2 separate regions of the Homo sapiens genome follow, and region 1 is linked to region 2. The links are chromatin loops, found by intact Hi-C in ENCODE. Cell type or tissue: CD4-positive, alpha-beta T cell. All regions are shown on one strand. Links, peaks and the distances in the headings refer to the core of each region. The heading gives the core; the rest is flanking DNA. Region 1 has its middle 22 kb from the start of LINC01778. Region 2 holds the start of LOC124903917 (a long non-coding RNA gene).

Evidence for each region. Peaks named below come from ENCODE experiments on the same cell type or tissue, not always from the same donor. Only the 100,000 strongest peaks of a DNase experiment are listed, where the experiment ranks them.
Region 1: it touches region 2 in a loop (30-fold over the local background); 7 of 110 quality-filtered maps call a loop at or near these places.

Annotation. Positions count from the first base shown.
Region 1 is chr1:30,797,067-30,807,455 of GRCh38, forward strand. No RefSeq gene overlaps it. Among named protein-coding and RNA genes, the nearest start is that of LINC01778, 22 kb to the right of the region's middle. RefSeq lists enhancers at 4,716-5,010, 7,250-7,917, 7,918-8,583. In CD4-positive, alpha-beta T cell, for the core only: CTCF peaks have their summits at 4,822 (motif pointing right) and 5,025; a DNase peak (open chromatin) is centred at 4,855; H3K27me3 peaks cover 1,749 bases.
Region 2 is chr1:31,543,631-31,554,019 of GRCh38, forward strand. It overlaps LOC124903917 (a long non-coding RNA gene), which reads left to right and starts at 7,905. Exons shown (of 3, transcript XR_007065609.1): 1 at 7,905-8,027; 2 at 8,800-8,933. RefSeq lists a silencer at 5,348-5,467 and enhancers at 5,538-5,777, 6,448-6,517. In CD4-positive, alpha-beta T cell, for the core only: CTCF peaks have their summits at 5,424 (motif pointing left) and 5,625; a DNase peak (open chromatin) is centred at 5,441; H3K4me3 peaks cover 417 bases; H3K27me3 peaks cover 308 bases.

The sequences.
Region 1 (10,389 bases), core at 1,538-9,537, 750 kb before region 2:
TAAATAAGAAAAAGAAACAAACCTCAATCTTTACCCAAATGTCCAGGCACACATGTGAGCACATAGGTGAACATACGTGCACACTCATGCACTCTCTAGCTGCACCTGCTCCAACAACAGTACCCCTAGACAGCCCCCCGCCACAGTGGACAGCAAAGCCCACCATGCGGATACAGGCACTTTCCAAACTCACCCTCACACACTGTGACCTTTGCAGAGCCAGGTACCCACTTGAGCACAGGCACACGTGGTCTTGGAGACACCTGGGGGATTTTCAGCCCTAGTTTGTAGCAGGGGTTCCTGGAGAAATATGCAACATTGGGCCAGGCACAGTGGCTCACGCCTGTAATCCCAGCACTCTGGGAGGCCGAGGCGGGCGGATCATGAGGCCAGGAGATCGAGACCATCCTGGCTAACATGGTGAAACCCGTCTCTACTAAAAATACAAAAAATTAGTTGGGCTTGGTGGCAGGCACCTGTAGTCCCAGCTACTCAGGAGGCTGAGGCAGGAGAATGGCATGAACCCAGGAGGCGGAGCTTGCAGTGAGCCGAGATTACGCCACTGCACTCCAGCCTGGGCGATAGAACGCGATTCAAAAAAAAAAAAGAAAGAAAGAAATATGCAACCTCGACAGCAACTTGGCTGACACAGGGACCGGCCCCTCCCCGCCAGGATTTCCAAAAGGAGAAGACATTTCCTCCAGCCTGTGGCTGGGCTGCTGGAGGAGGCCATGGCCTTGATGCCGCTTCAGCAGGTTTCTCATCAGGCCAGCAGGTGTCCCATGCAGCCTGCAGCACCTGGGGATCTGGGGAGAGGAGAACCCAGAGTCCTGGGAGGATCAGGAGGTCCCCTGCCTTGGTCATCCCCCCTTCTGGGCCAAGACTATGCTAGATCAACCTTGGGGTCAGCCAGTGAGTGCATGAGTCCCCAGGAGGCCAGGACTGGGGAGCCCTGGAGGCAGGAGGTCAAGTTCATTGTGGCAGTATGGGAAAGTGGTTACATGGGTGAGCTTTGGAGCAGGAGAGCCCTGCTCAGCAAGGCTGCCCCAGCAATGCCATTTATTAGCTGTGTGACCCTGGACGCATTACTTAACCTCTCTGGGCCTCAGTTTGCCCACCTATCAAATAGAGATGATAACATTACCTGGTAGGAAAATATTACATGGTGGGTAAGGAGGTGGGGAGAGAGTTAAATGGCATCAGACTCATGCCCCTGGGCATAGTAAGTACTTAACAGTGTGAGTCATTTTTATCAAAGGCCCAAGGACAGGAAGAGGCCTCTAGATATTGAGTATCTTGTGGATTGCAAAGTGACAGCCACGAGCTCAAATGCAACCCACAAATGGGCTTTGTTTGGCCTACACAGTGTCTTTCTTTCTTTCTTTCTTTTTAAATTGTTGCCAACATTTAAAAATCAGATTTCACATTTAAAAATCCAAATTTTCTGCTTCTCTTGAAAAGTTCAAAGATTTGGCAATACTGGGCCTGCATTCCCGCCTGGCCATCATCAGCCAGAGCTGAGTGGCCACTGCCCAGCTCAGTCCAGCCCTCCCGGTTCCACCCGCCTCCTCCCAGTTCCTGCCTGGCCCCAGGCGCTGGAGTTTGCAAACCCCTCACAACCCACCAGCACCTGGTCCCATGCCTTCATGATGCACATGGACAAATGGGGCTCTAGAGGAGATCCTAGGGGCACAGCCTCCCCCGGGGTCACAGCAAGTCAGTGCAGAGATGGCAATCAGACTTGGGTCACCTGATTTCCAGTCCTTCCTGAGCACTGGTTAAATGCCAAGGAGGAAACTGGCCGGGCCCTCAAAAGTGCCTGCGTCTACAGCACTTGCTGGGGAGTCAGGGTCATTGCTGGGCATGGGACTTCCTTCTCTGAGTCTCAGTGTCTTCATCTGTAATACAGGATAATCATAATCCTCCCTCATAAGGCAGTTGTGAGGATGAAATAAGTTAAAAGAAGTAGAGATCTCAGAGCAGTGCCCGGCACACAGTCATTGCTTGATAATACCAACATCATTCTTGTTCTCAGTAACTCCTGGCGCACACATTGTGTGCTCATGACCTTTTTGGTTCCTAACAACCAGCTGTGATGTCACTCTCCTTAGCCCCATCTAACAGATGAAGAAACCAAAGCCCAGTAAGACCCACATAGCCAATGAGGGATGGAGCCAGGATTGGGGATTTCAAGCCAGGGTCATCTGGCTCCAAATTATCATGCACTAGAAGCCTCTGCACAGTCCACACATAAATCACATAAATATTGAGGGCCTACTATGTGCTGGACACTATTACAGGCACCAGAGACATGGCTGGGAACACAAGAGACAAGGTCCCCAGCCTGAAGAGGCTCACAGCCTGAGAGATGGGGGTGGGGCAACAAACAGTCAACAAATCACTCAGGCTCTGGTGGTGTCAGGTGCTAGGATGTATTGGAAAGTGCCTCAATCTTCCCCCAGATGTCCAGGCACACATGTGAGCACATAGGTGAACATACTTGCACTCTCCAGCAGCACCTACTCCAACAACAGTGCCCCAGACAACAGGGGTCAGGCATGGTGGCTCATGCCTGTAATCCCAGCATTTTGGGAGGCCCAGGTGGGAGGATCCCTTGAACCCAGGAGTTCAAAGTTACAGTGAGCTATGATTGTACCACTGTACTCAGCCTGGGCAACAGAACAAGACCCTATCTCAAAAAAGAAAAAGGGAGGAAGAAGGAAGGAAGGAAGGGAGGGAGGGAAGGAAGGAGGGAAGAAAGAAAGAGAGAGGGAGGGAGGGAAAGACGAAAAAAAGAAAGAAAGGAAAGAAAGAAAGAGAGAAAGGAAAGGAAAGGAAAGAAAGAAAGAAAGAAAGAAAGAAAGAAAGAAAGAAAGAAAGAAAGAAAGAAAAGAAATGAAAAGAAAAGAGAGAGAAAAAGAAAGAAGGAGGGAGAGGGAGAGAGGGAGGGAAAGAAAGAGAAAAAAAGAGAGAGAAAGAAAGAAAGAAAGAAAGAAAGAAAAGAAATGAAAAGAAAAGAGAAAGAGAGAAAGAAAGGGAGGGAGAGGGAGAGAGGGAGGGAAAGAAAGAGAAAGAAAGAAAGAAATAAAAGGGAAAGAGGGAAGGAGGAAGGAAGAAAGAAAGAAAGAGAAGGAAGGAAGGCAGGCTGGCTGTCGAGAGGCACAGTAGGTGCCTTGCTATAGTAGTCAGAGAGACTGCCCCAGGGAGGTGACATTAGACAGGGACCTGAGAGCTGAGAAGGAACAGGCAATGCAACAACTGAACCCAGCAGCAGGAAGAGCCGCGGTGCAGGCTCCCTACTGGAATGAACTTGGTGTTCTCCAGGCATGGAAGGAGGGCCAGTGCAGCTGGAGCAGAGTGAGGAGGAAGGCCTAGGAGCAATAAAGTCAGACAGGGAGATGGGTCCCGACTACCAAGCACCAGAGCAGCCAGCTAAGAAATACTAATACCTTCCGCCCTTCACCCAGGGCCCACGGTGTGCCAGACGCGGCACTGGGCACTCTTCCTGCAGTGCCTCATTCGCCCTCTCCACGCATCTATGCTTCATTGGCCCCATTTGTCAGGTGAGGGCACAGAGGCCTAGAGAGAGGCAGGCACTTGCCTGAGGCCACCCTACTGGGAAAGATGGGTGCAGGCCTGGAACTCCCATCTGCACTCTAAGCCAGGCTAAGCCAGGCCCTCCTTGCCCACCATCAACCAGGAACAGACCGCAGTCTTACTGGCCTTGATGTGATCCATACTGGAAACAAAGGGTCACTTCCTAGCCAAGGCAGGCCTCCTCCTGGTCTTATGGCCCCATCCCTAGTAAACCCAGTCTCCCAGCTGATGGACATGGCATACCCAGCACACACACAGTGCCTATGTACACACACACACATGCACACACACATACACAGCCACCCTGCCAGGAGGATGATATAGAAAACAGTGCTCTCCACAGAGGATGAGCTTCCAGGCATCAGGTCACTGTGGTCTTCCCAAGCTCCTCATCTCATCGAGGGCACAACCCATCATCTAGGCCAGAAGCTTGAGCACTGTCCTCAACTTGCTTCTCTCTTACCCTCCCCATTTCTCATCGCCTATGAAGCCTGCCCATTCTGAGCCCATCCGGGCTTTGGCACCCATGGCTATCTTCTGTTGGGGCTCTAAAGGTAAGGGTCTTTCCTGCTTTCATGTCCTCTCACCTGCCACCACCTTTGCTGGAGAACCAAGGGCCAGGCGATAGTGGCAGCCGCTGGGGACTTAGGAGTGGAGAAAGGAAGAGCTTTAAAGGAAGATCAGAGCAGTAGGGGGGTGATGTCACCAGCCCAGGACACCTACTGATTGATGCCAACATCACCCTTCAAGACACACACACACAAACACACACACACACACACACACACACACACACACACACACACTCATCTTGAGCTCCTGTTTCATGGCTATCAGGTTGCAATGCCGCTGCTCCAAGACAAAACAGGAAATCCCACGACTAAGCCAGCCAGATGGGGCAAGGGGCTGAGAATCTGAAACCCCCTCTGCTCTCTGCAGTCACCCTCCACCCCCCATCCCACCTCCTGCAGGCTGGAGCTCCGTGGCCAGAACCCTCCCTGGGCACCTCCCTACCCCAGGCACTGCCAGCCCAGCCTCTATTGGATTCAGGGGCCCGAATTCCTGCCCTGTGCAAGCTCCCTGCCCCACACAGGGCCTCATGTCTCCATCGGGAAGTCAGGGGTGGGTGATTTCTGAGGGTCTTTCCAGTTGAGATACTCCAGCTTTTATGGACATTTGCCTCCCAAAGACACGGGGGCTGGGAGTCCCCAAAGTAGAAGTTGCAGTCCGCGGAAAGGCCAGCAGAGGGCACCCGCGCTTCGTTTGCAGGAGGTCCGCGTCGAGCGACAGGCGACAGGGTTGGGAAGAACGCTGGAAACGCTGGGGCTTTGCTTGTACCCCTGACCCATTCCGATTTTCATAAAGCTCCGCATAGTTCCACGGGCAGGCCTCTGTGCCTTCGCACATGCAGCTCCCCTGCCAGCCTGCAAAACTCAACCAGGGATCTCAGCCCTAGGGAGGCCTCTCCTGACCCCTCTCCTCTGCTGCCTCTGGATCCACAGTGCCCGCTGCAGATCTGACTCCAGCAGGGACCAACCGCGGGTGGATGGAAGGATGGACGAAGAAAGCCAGCTACAAGCAGCTACGTGGTCGTTCTCTAGAAACAAATAATTTGACGTGGAAAACTGCTGGGGAGGAAAATCATTTTTAAAATGTAAAACACTCACTGAGGTCTAAGGGCTGGCACCATGATCTTACTTAATCCTAACCAAACGCCTTGTTGGGGTGGGTGGTATTACCCCCATTTTACAGAGAGGGAAACTGAAGCTTAAAGACAGCAAGTGGGCCTGGCACGGTGGCTCATGCCTGTAATCCCAGTACTTTGGGAGGCCAAGGCGAGAGGATCACTTGAGCTCAGGAGTTCGAGGCCAGCCTCAAACTAAAAATACAAAAAATAAGGCTGGGCGCAGTGGCTCACGCCCATAATCCCAGCACTTTGGGAGGCCGAGACGGGTGGATCACCTGAGATCAGGAGTTCAAGACCAGCCTAACCAACATGGTGAAACCCCCGTCTCTACTAAAATACAAAAATTAGCCAGGCGTGGTGGCAGGTGCCTGTAATCCCAGCTACTCAGGAGACTGAGGCAAGAGAATCGCTTGAACCCAGTAGGCAGAGATTGCAGTGAGCTGAGACTGTGCCATTGCACCCCAGCCTGGGCAACAAGAGAGAAACTCCATCTCAAAAAAATAACAATAATAAATATAAATAAATAAATAAAACAGCTGGGGGGCTGGGCACAGTGGCTCACACCTGTAATCCCAGCACTTTAGGAGGCCAAGGTGGAAGGATCACCAGAGGTCAGGGGTTTGAGACCAGCCTGACCAATGTGGTGAAACCCCATCTCTACCAAAAATACAAAATTAGCTGGGCATAGTGCCGCATGCCTGTAATCCCAGTTACTTGGGAGGCTGAGGCAGGAGAATCACTTGATCCCGGGAGACAGAGGTTTCGGTGACCTGAGATCGTGCCATTGCACTCCAGCCTGGGCAACAAGAGCAAAACTCTGTCTCAAAAAAAAAAAAAAAACCAGTTGGGCATGGTGGTGTGCGCCTGCAGTCCCAGCTGCTACTTGGGAGCCTGAAGTGGGAGAAACACCTACACCCAGGAGGTCGAGGCTGCAATGAGCTATGATCAAGCCACTGCACTCCAGCCTGGGGGACAGAGGGAAACCCTGTCTCAAAACGATAAAAATAAAAGAGAAAGAGAGAGCAAATACATTGTCCAAGGTCACCCAGCAATGTGGGAAAAGCAGGATTCTAACTCCAGTCTGTTTCACTCTTCATTCTGCTATGACCTAAGACCCAGCTCTGAGCTCAGCCCTGTCCTGATCCCTAGCAGAGTCCTCTGGGCGATCCTAAGGCACAGACAAGTGCAGACAGGTCCCAAACAGTCTGGCAGCCCTGGGTCCGAGGTTTTCCCTCAAAATTCTATCAACTCAACCTAACCCGAATTCTAGCCTAATGCTGACTCTACTAATAAACACTACTATTTACAAAGTGCCATGTGCCAAGTACTAACACTTTGGATGCAACATTTTGTGATCCTCAATAGAACCTGATATGAGGCATAGTATCCCCATTTTACAGATAAGGTGAGTAAGATTCTGAGAGGTGAACGCATTGCCCAAGGTCACACAGCTAACAGATAGCAGAGGCAGGACTCAAACCCAGCACTGTCCATTTCCAAAGCTCAAGTTCTTACCCACAACTTACACTCACTTTCTCCCTCCTCCAGCAGACACTTCACACGGCCTCTCCTCACCAGGCCTTAGCTGAATTCTTACTTGAAAACGTCCCGACCATGCCCTTCTCAGGCCCCCTGACAACAGAGTCAAGGCCATGACCCCAATCTCTGCAGGGGGAGCTTTGGTGAAATAAAAAGGAGCCTCTCTCTCCTCTCCAGAAGCAGAGGGCCCCCCAGACCTTTGTCCCAACCTGGGCTGTGAATCACACACCCCCTGCCTCTGCAACCAATTTACTCTGGGCTTGGGGGAGTCCTTTAAGAGCTCCAAGCTTCCATTTCCTCATCTGTGAACTGAAATACAGGTTGTGTATCCCTTATCTGAAATGCTTGGGACCAGAAGTGTTTGGGGTTTTGAACTTTTTTGGATTTGGGGATATTTGTGTTGTACCAATTGAGCACCCCTAATCTGAAAATCAGAAATGCAAAATGCTCCAATGAGTATTTCCTTTCAACATCATGTCGGTGCTCAAAAAGTTTCCAATTCTGGAGTATTTTAGATTTCAGATTTTCCCGTTAGCGACACTCAATCTATAATAGTATCAGGGCCCCAGGGCTGCTGGGGGCACTCCTGTCACACTCACGAGCTCACTCCATGCTAGTTCCCTTCCCTAAACCTCCCAATCTATAGACCTGGCCGTGGGGGGTCTCCCGCTCATTCATTCACTCAGCAGATCTCTGGGCATGGCTGATCTGTGCTGGGGCCTGAGCTTGGAAGAGGAAACAGCAAAGAGGGCTGGTTAAGAGGCTACCTCTGCAGGGACTGCTTTGCCACTTAAGTGCTGTGTGACCTCAGGCAAGTCATTTCACCTGGCCGTGCTTCCATTTGTCTTAGTAAAATGGGGATAGGCATGCTGCCTGCCTCCAGGGTTATTGAGAAAACTGAAAATCAGGCAGGTAAAGTCTTAGCACGGTACCCAGCACATAGTAAGCCCTCAGTGATGACAGCTATTAGGATATTATTGAGGAGTTTTCAAAGTCTGATGGGGAGAGGGGACGGCTAATCAAATAATTGTCATACAATAGGATCACTGCTAACGCCAGCGCAAACCAGGCATTGGGGGCACACAGGGGAAGGAGTAACTAGGCCTGCCAGGGGAAATCAGGGAAGGCTTTCAGGAGGAGGTGCCACTTGAAAGCTAAGTAGAATTTTACCATGACGATGAGAGGAAGAGCTTTCCTGGCAGGGGGCACAGCGGTTAGTTACAGAAGCTCAGAGACTCTTGGAGGCACAAGGAGATGCTTACTGATTGTGTCTGGGGAAGTTTCAGGACACAGAGCTGGGAAGGTGGGTGGGAGATGATGGCAAACCACCTTGCTGGCCTATCTGGGGGGATTGGGACCCCCACTCTGGGGCAGCAGAGAGGAGGAGAGAGACAAGATCCAATTTGCCTTTGGGAAAGATGACCCAGGTGGAAGGTCCGGGAGGGTGGCACAGGGGCAGGACAGGAGGCAGAGACTGAGGAGGCTGCACCTGATAGGGGACCCAGGGCAAAGGTTGGGGGCAGTCTTCAGACTATGTTCCCAAGACCCTGGCCAGGAAGGAGGTGCTGGGGCAGGCTGGGGTGGGGTGGAGTGCGGGTGACCGTGACCTCAGTCAGCCGGGACCAGAACTGAGGCGGGGGTGGGAAGGGGGCTGCCGGCACACTGAGTCACTTGACTTATTGGATTTCTGAGAGATTGCTCCCCTCCCCCTTGCCTCGGCAGCCAAGGCTACTCCATTAAAGCTTCACCGTCAGTCAACCTAGGCCCAAGAGCCCAGGTGCGAAGCAGGAATAGGCTGGGCAGAGACAGAGAGATCCACGACCTTGGGACTTCTCAGAGTCAGCCCTGGAAGGGCTGGTGCTCAGGGCTGACCAGGCAGGGAGGCAAGAGGGGGAAGTGGTTAGGGGTGTGGACACTGGAGCTGGCCAGACTGCTTCAAATCCCAACTCTACCCTTAGCAGCTGTGTGACCCCAGACCACTTCTTTAACCTCTCTGTGCCTCAAATGGGGATTATTGACATGCCTACCTGAGACAGAGGGTTGTTCTAAGGATGATTAAATGAAACCTGTCAAGTGCTAGGCAAGACGCAGGCTCTCAGTGGGAGACAGGTGCTCCTGTTGGTGTTGAAGGTGGACTTACCTAATGCCCCAAGCCCTAACTCAACTCTCAGCCTTCAAAGTCTGCTTCGAAATAAAATCCAAGCTCTTCACTCATCATTAAGCCATTCACATGGGATGCTGTTTCCCTCTCCAGCCTCTTCTGCAAGCCCACCCCTGTTCCTGCCATTCTGAGCCTCCAATGCCAATCCTCCATCCGGTTTCACACCTCCACGCCTTGACTTGTGCTGGTCCTTCTGCCGGCAGAAGGGTTGGGGTTGGGGTTTACCTCACCTGGTTCCCTCGTCTCTCTGATAAACTCCTTGTTTCTACAGTGACCTCAGCTAACATAACCAAGGAAGCAGGAGGTGCCCACCTGACAGATGAGGAACTCGAGGCTCAATAATGAGCAGCTGTCCAAGACCACTCAGGCAAGAAGCAGAGATGAGAACTCAGGTCAAGCCTGCCCTTTGCCAAGCTCACGGCCATGCCTGACCTACCTCACTCCCATGGGGGCCTGGGGCTCACCAGCCTCTCTGAAGCCCTGCCCAGTTCTGTGGCTGACAAAACAGACACACATTCTTCCCTTTGCTGGGAGAAGCCACACAGCATCAGAGAGACTTCCCGTCCAGCCTCAGCTGCCCCACGTTCTGGCTGTGGGACCTCAAGCAGGTTATGAGTAAACCCCGTAAGCCCCAGTTTGTAAGTGGAAGGAATGGCCGAGGGGTTACCATGCCCAGGATTATGTGAGTTTAGTGGAGGCACAGAGCAGGTGGCATCATGCTTGGCTCCCCAAACGGGAGCTGATGTTTTATTCCTCATCTGCATAACTGTTTAAGATGGACATTCCCCCATCTTACAGATGAGGATACTGAGGCTCCAAGAGCAGAAATGGCCTGGCCAAGTCACACACATAGTGACAGAACGGGATTCAAACCATTGCTTTCAGCACCAGGCTCAACACCTTCCCCCGAAGGACTCCCAAACTAGTCCTCGAGATGCCAAGCAAAGAAACAACCCCCAACATTTATTGAGCACTTACTGTGTGCCTGTTCTACATCCTTGAACTAACTCATTTAGTTTCACAACAATCCTAATGCTTGCGCTATGATTATTCCCAGTTTGCAGAGGCGGGAACTGAGGCTCGGAGCGCCTAAGGTTCAGTGCCCTCCCCAAGGTCACACGGCTGGTGAGAGGCTGGGTCGGGACCAGAATGAGAGCTGGCTGACTCCCGACCTCGGGTCCTAGCTGCAGGCTAGGAGTGAGGTCGGGTTGGGGGTAAATAATCCGGGGCGAGGCGACAGGGCCGCGCTGGGTGGGGCAGAACCCGAGCCTGGGGGCCTCACGGAGACACCCGCCCCTGTCCAGCCAGCGGATCCGGACTGTGGGATGCTTCCCACCCCGCCCCCGCCCCGGGCCGCCGCCCGCCGCCCCTCGCCGGGGTTAAGCTCCAGCTTAGCGGGTCCCAA
Region 2 (10,389 bases), core at 1,050-9,049:
CCAAGATCACTGATTATAGATCACCAACACCAACACAGACATAATAACAATGAAAAAAAAAGGTGTTTTTTTTTTCTGAAATGGATTCTAGCTCTCTCGCCCAGGCTGGAGTGCAGTGGTGTGATCTCGGCTGACTGCAACCTCTGCCTCCTGGGTTCAAGAGATTCTTGTGCCTCAGCCTCCTGAGTAGCTGGGATTACAGGCACCCACCACCACACTCGGCTAATTTTTGTATTTTTAATAGAGAAATGGCCTCGAACTCCTGACCTCAAGTGATCCACCTGCCTCGGCCTCCCAAAGTGTTGGAATTACAGGCATGAGCCACCGCGCCTGACCAATAATAAAAATGTTTGAAGTATTGTGATCTCGCTGCTGTTTCCCCACTTGTGCCCAGGCAGTGGGGTTCTGCAGGAGATCTTCTCTGTGCCACCCCTCTTCCCTTGCACCCTCTATGGCCACATGTGAAACACCTTTGACAGGCTCTTCTTGAAGGAAGTACAGCTGCCCAAGCTGAACATAGGCGGTTGTCTGGTCTTCCCCTCCATGGGCACCTACATGTCCTCATTTCATTCAGTTAGTGGCCCCTGCGTTGTTCTAGAAAAGGGTTTGGATGAACTATAGGTGCCTTCTCTAGTGGTGAGAGCTCTGGCTTTTGGAACAAATCCAGGCTCTGCCACATACTAGCAGTGTGGTCAGAGCCTCAGTTTCCCCCCCATGAAGTGAGGATGATATGAGTATCCCCCTTGCAGGGTTGTTGAGAGGGTTAATGCAGATAATGCAAATCCTTGCTGAACATCAGTCCGTGTCCAGGGCCCTGCCTCTGGCAGGCCCTGATCCTGGCCTGACCCTCAGAGGCCGCCCCTGCCTCATGGTCTGGCTGTCCTCAGAGAGCACACACAGCATCTGACCATAGCCAATGGGCCAGGTGCAGGGTGTGCCTCAGAACTCACCTTGGCCTTGAGAAGCCCCCAGGTTGGAAGGTGTGATGAATGAGGTGTGGATCCAGCCAATTCTAAAATAGAGCAGATGCTACAGCATGTCTCCCAGGCACTTTAAAACTTCAAAACTACTATTTGGGGAGTTCTGAGCTCAGAAAGAGAATGTGCCCTACAAGGATGGACATTGTCAGAGATGGGGGTAGGTGCACATTAGGATGACCAGCCACATCCCTGCAGTGCAGGGAGGGCAGTGGGCCCTAGAGGCTAAGACCACCTCCATCCTGTCCCCTTTATAAACTTCACCTGCTGAGGGAGTTATCTGAATGACAGCCTCTGCAAACAATCCTCCCCATCTGCCAGAGTCAGCCCCACCAATTTTGCTGCTACCTCCTCAGCTCAGCCAAGGCCAGAAGGAATCATTCAGCACCCTTGGGCTGAAGAGAATTCTCCCTCAGACATCTTAGGAGCAGGGGTGAACTGCAGATGCTACCCATAGAAGCCAGAGGGGCCTTCAGGCTTCAATGTGTTACTCATCTGGTACCCTCCCAAAGCCTGCAAATTAGAAGTAAAAACATCCACCCTTACCCCTCAGAAGTGTTTGGAAGTACAGATATGAGTGAACTTTAGGGAAAACATAACATTTTATTCAGATGCAAGAGATTCTGGTGTGTTTTGTTTGCCCTATGGGTACTGTCTTATGAGATTGTGGATATCCATCCATCCATCCATCCATCCATGCATGCATCCACCCATCCATCCATGCATCCATTAATCCATCCATCTATGCATCCATTTATCCATCCATCCATTCATCTATGCATGCATGCATGCATCCATCCATCCATCCATCCATGCATCCATCCATCCATTGATCCATACATCAATCCATGCATCCATTTATCCATTCATGCATCCATCCATCCACCCATGCATCCATCCACCCATCCATCCATCCACGCATGCATCCATTTATCCATCCATGCATCCATCCATCCACCCATGCATCCATCCACCCATCCATGCACACATCCATTTATCCATCCATGCATCCATCCATCCACCCATGCATCCATCCACCCATCCATCCATCCATGCATCCATGCATCCATGCATCCATCCATCCATCCATCCATCCATCCGTCCATCCATCCATGTATCCATTTATCCATTCATACATACATCCATTCATCCATCCGTGGATCCATGCATCATCCATTCGTCTTTGCATGAATGCATGCATGCATCCATCCATCCATCCATTCATCTGTTCATCCATCCATCCATCCATGCATCCACCCATCTATCCATTCATTTATCCATCCATGCATCCACTTATTCATCCATGCATCCATGCTTCCATTTATCCATCCATGCATCCCTCCATCCATCCATTCATCCATGCATCCATCCATGCATACATACATCCATGCATCCATCAATCCATCCATGCATGCATCCATCCATCCATCTATCCGTCCATCCATGCATCCATTCATTCATCCATGTATCCATGCATCCATCCATCCATCCATCCATCCATCTATGCACGCATGCATCCATCCATCCATTCATCCTTCCATCCATCCACGTATCCATGCATCCATCCATTCATCTATGCATGCATGCATCCATCCATCCATCCATCTATGCATGCATGCATGCATCCATCCATCCATCCATACATGCATGCATTCATCCATCCATCCGTGAATGCATCCATCCATCCATGTATCCATTTATCCATCTGTGCAACCATCCATCCATCCATGTATCCATTTATCCATCTGTGCAACCATCCATCCATCCATTTGTTCATCCATCCATGCATCCATCCATCCATCCATCCATCCATCCATGTATCCATTTATCCAACCATGCATCTATCCATCCATCCATGCATTCATCCATCCATCCCTCCATGCATCCACCCATCCATCCATGAATCCATCCATCATCCATCCATCCATCCATCCATCCGTCCATCCATGCATGCATCTATTCATCCATCCATCCATCTACTCAATAAAAGTGTGAGGTCCTAGTCTTCCTGGCACTGCTCCAGACACAGGTAACACATGGTGAACAAGATGGGTGAGAACCCACACGTGTGCAATTTACCTTCCAGTTGGGAGAAGACGGCATAAAAAAACATATAAAGAAACGATGAAGTGGAAGCATTGGTGCTGTGAAGAGAAATTAAACAGGATGAAGGGATAGTGAATGGTAGAGGGCGGGGCTACTTTAGGTAGAGGGGTCAGGGAGGCTTCTCTGAGGAGAAGAGACTTGAAGGGAAGAGGGAGGGGCTGTGCGGTTGGCTGGGTCGCAGCTACAGGCATTGAAACAGCAAGTTCCAAGGCTGGAATGGAGACTGTACCAAAAAAAGGGGGGGCGTCAAGGAGTCCTGAGTGGGTGAGCAGAGTGAGTCAGAGGGAAGTGTAAGGAGATGAGGCAGGAGAAGGGTCCCCACTGCTCCTGTCAAGCCTTGTTGTGTCGGGACTTGAACTTTATTCTAAGCAGGTGAATGCGGTGCATGCAAGAGAGACAGAGAGAATGTGGCAGGACCAAGGAGGAGGCTATGCCACTTATGTCACTCCTGGCAAAAATAAGGGGGCATGGAGTAGGCTGTTTGTGGTGCAGATGGTGAGAGCAGTCAGGTCCAGCACAGATTTTAAAGGTTGGACCCAGAGAATTTGCTGCAGAATCAGATGTGGGGTGTAAGGCAGAGAGGAGTCAAGGGCAACTTCAGGATTTGGGGCCGGAACTGCCATTAGACAGACAGGGACACTGAGGGAGAAGCAGGTTAGGTGGGATTAAAATCAAGAGTTCAAGTTAAGTTTGAGCAGCCTGTTAGACCTCCAGCGAGGGCCAGATAGAAGAATCTGGTTTCCAGGGAGAGGTCAGGATGAGAGATACACACGTGGGAATGATTGGCATTGGGTGGACTTTATATTCTCTGGGTCAGTGAGACAGCTGGGAAGTGACCACGGATAGAGAAGAGACAAAGTCACAGAAACCAAGAGAGGTAATGTTGCAAGGACGGAACACTCAACTCTCAAATGCTGCTGAGACGTGGGCTGAGGGCTGAGAATGGAATTGGGAAGAACCGAGGTCACTGGTGATCCTGAGGGTTTCAGTGGCAAGGGCAGGTGGACTGCAGTGGGGCCCGGTGGGGATGGGTGGAGCATGGGCCCCTCTCCCGGAGAGTTGCACTGTAAACGAGGGCAGACATATGGGAGTGCAGCTAGAGGGAGGGAACGTAGGGTCAAGGGAGAGTTTATTCTGAATGAGAGAGATCACAGCTTGTTTTTAGGCTGACGGGCATGATCCATAGAGGGGAAAGTAATTAAGATGCAGAAGAGAGGCCGGGGGTGGTGGCTCACGCCTGTAATCTCAGCACTTTGGGAGGCTGAGGTGGGTGGATCATTTGAGGACAGGAGTTCGAGACCATCCTGGCCAGCATGGTGAAAACTCGCCTCTACTAAAAATAAAAATAAAAAAAAATTAGCTGGGTGTGGTGGAGGGCACCTGTAGTACCAGCTACTTGGGAGGCTGAGGTAACAGAATCGCTTGAACCCTGGAGGCAGGGGTTGCAGTGAGCTGAGATTGTGCCACTGCACTCTAGCCTGGGCAACAAATTGAGACTCCATCTCAAAAAAAAAAAAATGCAGAAGAGAAAGGTGAGACTTGCCAGGGCAAAACCCAGGGTGGTGAAAGGGCTTGGCACCCTGTGCATGAGGGAGGATGTGCCCTCAGTGTGTACCTCTGTGGTACCTGGGTGGTGCTGGTTGGTGGAAGATTTGGCATCCTGAGAATGCGGCATTTTCGTCTGATTCTCTTTTCTCAGTGAGATAAGAACCAAGGTCACAGCCAATAGCCAGGGGGCAGGAGGGGGTCTTGGTGAGGACTCGAGGAGAAGAGGGATGGGGGTGGGAGAGTTAATGGGCCGGTGAAGCCTGGTTGGGTTGCCGGAAGCACAGGGGCCCATTCCAGGTTTGTGGGGTCACCTTGGAGTGAGGCCAGTCATCTGATGTACCTTGTCCTCAGCCACATGCAGCTGCGTGGGTGCAGCAGCAGAATGGGTGGAGGGCTTTGGGGAAGAGCCAACGTGGGCGGGGGGCGTGGCTTGGAGTATGAGGTGGCCGTGGGCTCCCTGCAGGCCCAGGCTCCATTTACGGCCAGCTGCCTGCTGTCCTCGCCCTGCTCCGGCATGCTGTCTTTCCACATCCGTTACCCACTGCGCGCTCATAATGCTCCCACTTTACAGAGGCCATTTACTCTGGCCACCTAGTAGTTGGTGGCAGAGTTGGGATTTGAATCCAAATGGAGGTTCATTGTTCTCCATTCAGGGTAGCAGGGGCACGCGTGCTGTGTTTAAGAGAGACTTGCATGCCTCGTGGTGGAAATAAACTTTGGTGGATTAAACTTTAGGTATTTTGCGCCCTGGTTGGGCCAGGCTTTGTCCCAGTTCGACCACAGTGACTTACTGCCACCTACTGGCCATTCTCAGTGTTGCACCCACGTAGGATTTGCTCACGGTCTGGGTCTAACCATGCCTGGTTCAAAGGGGAGGACCGGAGCTCTTATCTCTTTGACAAATCAGACAAACCAGGAAACAGAGGTCCAGAGAGGTGACTTTAAGCTTTCATCTGCACTTGCCTACCCCATCTATTCAGTTGTTCATTCGTTCAATAAATATTTCTTGGAAACCTACTATGTGCTAGGTGCTGGGGCTCTGCAGGGAATGAGACAGCAGAGAGCGCTGCTCCGTATAGCTGACATGCCCTGTAGGGGAGCGGGAGGGAGGGACACACCATCAACAAGTAAATCAGTGAGAGGATGAAAGATGGCGATGGGTGCCGGGAAGGAACAAGGAGACAGCGACTGGAGAGGGTGGTCAGGAGTTGCCAGTGGAGGGAAGACCTGAAGGGTGAGAGGGACGGGGAAAGACACCCTAGGAAGAGGGAGCAGCGTCACAAAGGCCCTGAGAGGCTGAAAGGTTTGGGCGGGTTCCAGGAACACAGGCGGCCAGGGAGGTGGAGCCCACACCTCAACACACAACTACCCGTGAAGAACGTGGAGCGATCCGTGTAGATCCTTGTAGAAGGTTCTCTCAGAGGGCCATGTCACTGACCTGTCAGTCAGCCCACAGCCTCCTCCCAGTCCCCAGATAGCTGACCACTCCCTCCTTGAAATTCTCTCCTCTCTCAGCTTGTGCAACACCAACCTCCGGTGGCAGGAAAAACTATTATTATTCTCTTGTGAAAATTAAAACTTAACCATCAACATAGAGCTGTTACTGGTTTGAAGGAAGCCATTGACGCTGTGTCAAAGGCTAGAGCAGAAAACAGTGGCATGCAGTGTCAAAGGTCAAAGTCAACACTTCTCGGACTGGCACAGGGAAGGTAGGTCAGGACAGAGTCAGTCTTGCTTGCAGCTGTCACCATGTTATAAGCGTGTTGATGGCCCTGTCTGCTGCTAGTGGTGAGTCATTCTTGCAAATAAAGTGACTATTTATAAGTTTATAGATATGAGTATGCTTTGTTCAAATCCTACGAGTAGTGTTCAAGAAATAAGGTGTGGGAGTAAAATAAGTCTGTGATCCAGTAAGTCCATTGGCAATTCCCATATGTTACTCAAATGCTATCCAATTAGCTGGTATTTTCCAGTGTGTGAATATTTGCTATAGGCTATGGTTCTTTGTAATGCAAAATATTTTCATCCTTAAAAAGGAGAAAGTTAAGCCTGGACAACATAGTGAGACCCCATTTGTACAAAAAATAAGAAAAAATTAGCCCAGCATAGTCACGCATGCCTGCTCTCAGCTACGCAGGAGGCTGAGGCAGGAACATCGTGATCCTGAGAGTTCAGAGGTTGGGGGGAGCCATGATTGCTCCACTGCACTCCAGCCTGGGTAACAGAGCATGACCCTGTCTCAAAAAAAAAAAAAAAAAAAAAAAAAGAGAGAGAAAGTTATATGAAGCAACATGTACCCTCATACCCAACCTGAAGATGTGATTAGACACAATCTTATGAATTCAACTAACATCAATGCAAAATGAAATAAAATTTCCTATGTTTGAATTATTTGTCATAAGAACAAAGATCAAGACTATTGGATAGGGCAGTTAATACTTTGAGTGTTTTAAATTTTCCTTGTAAGAATAACACTTTTTTCTGATAGATGTTCAAAAAAGAGTAACTTAAATAGCAAACATTTGGCCAGGTGCAGTGGCTCATGCCTGTAATCCCAGCACTTTGGGAGGCTGGGGCGGGTGGATCATCTGAGGTCACGAGTTCAAGACCAGCATAGCTAACATGGTGAAACCCCGTCCCTACTAAAAATACAGTAATTAGCCAGGTGTGGTGTCAGGTGCCTGTAATCCCAGCTACTTGGGAGGCTGAGGCAGGAGAATCACTTGAACCCAGGAGGCAGAGGTTGCAGTGAGCCAAGATCGTGCCATTCCACTCCAGCCTGGGCGACAACAGCGAGACTCCATCTCAAAAAAAAAAAAAAAAAGTAAACATTTGTGATACTATTGTTCCATTTTTAAAATAACTTTTATTTGGCATTTACTTTGAGTTAATGTCTCCTTCTTTTAATGTTTTCTATTATTAAATGTCTGCATAAGGTAGAGATCATTTTTACATGTCCTTGAAATACATCACTGAGTCATGGTATATTAAAACAAAATAATAAAATAAATTAAAACCATGCACTTTAATGCATAATAAAAACCATGCACTAAACAGAAAACCTCTGACATTTTTAGTGTATCCCTGTCACAGAAAAATGTTCACTATTTGTTTTTATGGTCAGTTCTTATCTTTTCAAAACACATAAGCTGTTAGGAAAAATACAGAATAGTGTGTCATTTTTAGGAATTCTTGGAATTCCCTGGAATTCTGATTTCTCATACTCAAATCCCAAAGATTGGTGTCTTTTAGGCATTTTTTTTTTCTTTTCAGATAGGATTTCACTGTGTTGTCCAAGCTGGAGTGCAGTGGCTCAATCACAGGTCATGGCAGCCTCGACCTCCTGGGGTTCAGGTGATCCTCCCATCTCAGCCTCCCGAGTAGCTGGGGCTACAGGTGCGTACCACCCCGCCTGGCTAATTTTTGTGGGTTTTATAGAGACAGGATTTCACCAGGCTGGTCTGAAACTCCTGGGCTCAAGCAGTCCTCCTGCCTCAGCCTCCCAAAGTGCTGGGATTACAGGCATGAGCCACCGCACTTGGCTGTATTTTTTGGGGGGGCGGGTATGGTTTTGTTTACATATGGCTTTGCTTTGCCTGTTTTTTATTTGTCTTGATGTGTCTTTAAATATTGTTTTATCTTTGGTTCCCTTTCCATCTTTTTTACTCTTGTAATTCATTCGTTAGTGAAACCAGATAAAAAATCAGACCAGATTTCTTGGGGAAATACCTAGGAGTAGAATTGCTAGTTCCTAAGGCAGATAAATGTTTAACTTACTAAGAATCTGTTCAACAGTTTTCTGAGTGGTGTACTTACTTACACTTCCACCAGCAATGCAGAAAAGTTCCAATCGCTCCAAGTCTTCACCAATATTTAGTATTGTTAATCTTTTTTTTTAAGAAAAATTTTAGCCATTCTAGTGGCATGAAATGCTATTTCATTGTGGTTTTAATTTAAATGTAATTTGAAGTTTCCTAATAACTAATGATGTTGAACACCTTTTCATGTGCTTACTGGCTGTTTGCGTATCTTCTTTTGTGAAATGTTTTCCATATCTTATTTAAATTCTCTATTACTGTGTAACACACCACCACAAAAATTAGTGATGTGAGACAAAACCATTTATTTGCCCATTCTTCTACGATCTGACTTGGCCATATCTGGGCAGGTCTTTTGCTCCACGTGATATTGACTATGATCATCTGGAGGGTCCGTGGTTCCAGTGACTTAGCATCAAAGACGGCCTAACACACACGTCTGGTGCCTCTGCTGGGATGGCTGAAGCAGCCGGAGGCTGGCCAGGTATCTCTCTCCTCATGGTCCCCCATCAAGGTAGCCTGGTCACTTTACACAGTGGTGCAGGGTTCCAAAATAGAGCATTCAAAGAGGACAATACCCAATGTGCAAGGGTTTGTCTTCTTGCATCATGCTCCACAGGCCAAGATAAATCACATGTCCGAGCCCAAGGGCAAGGTGGGAAGGGACCATACAAAAGCATGGATACTGGGAGGCATAGGTCATTGCGGACCGCCCACGTAAGCCTACCACAATCTTTTGTCCATTTTCAAATGCATTGTCTTTTCCAAATTGCTTTAGCTCTTTTTTATTTATTTATTTTTTTTTTTGAGACAAAGTTTCTGTCTTGTTGCCTAGGCTAGAGTGCAATGGCTCAATCTCAACTCACTGCAACCTCTGCCTCCGGGGTTCAAGCGATTCTCTTGCCTTGGCCTCCCGAGCAGCTGGGATTACAGAAGCCCGCCTCCACGGGCGGCTAATTTTTGTATTTTTTAGTAGAGACAGGGTTTCACCGCATTGGCCAGGATGGTCTTGAACTCCTGACCTCAGGTGATCCACCCACCTCAGCCTCCCAAAGTGTTGAGATTACAGGCGTGAGCTACCGCACCCAGCCTTCCTTAGCTCTTTATACTCTGAATACAAGTCCTTTGTTAGACACAAGTGTTGTGGAAATATTTTTTCCAAACCCATGTCTTGCCTATTTGTTTTCTTAAACGTGTCTCTTGAGAGAAGAAATGTTTAATTTTGATGAAGTCCAATATGTGTATTTTCCTCTTCTATGGATAGTGCTTTTTGTGTTCTAAGGAACTTTTGCCAACCCCGAGGTTATAAAGATGTTCTGTCAGAAAGATATTCTATCTATTTTCTCCTAGACTTCATGGTTCTATTTTTTTTATTTGGGTTTATCATCCATGGCAAATTAATTTTTATTTATAGAAAAGGACAGGGATGGAGATTCATTTTTTTCCGTATGGATACCCAGCGGTTTCAGCACCATATATTAAAAGTCTTTTCTTCCTCCATTGAATTAACTTCGCATCTTGGTTAAAAAAAAAAAATTGACTCTATGTTTACTATTGTAAATAGTATTTTTATTTCATTTTCCAATTGATTGTGACTAATACAACAAAAATTGATTTTCACCTATTAATTTTATAGCCTGTGACCTTGATAACTTCACTTTTAATTTTGGTAGGATTTTGGAGAGGGGCGGTGAGGTGGAGAGGGTAGATCCCATAGGGTTCACCATGTACGCAATCATGTGGTATGGAACAATGACAGTTTTACTCCTTCCACCCCCCTCCCCCACTCTTTATGCCTTTTCTTGCTTTTTTTTGCTTTATGGAACTGGCTGGAACTTTCTAGTACAATGCTGAATAGAAGCGGTAAGAGCAAAATATTTGCCGTAGGGAATCTTAACAAAAACATATTCAATGTTTCTGCATTAAGTATGATGTGAGCT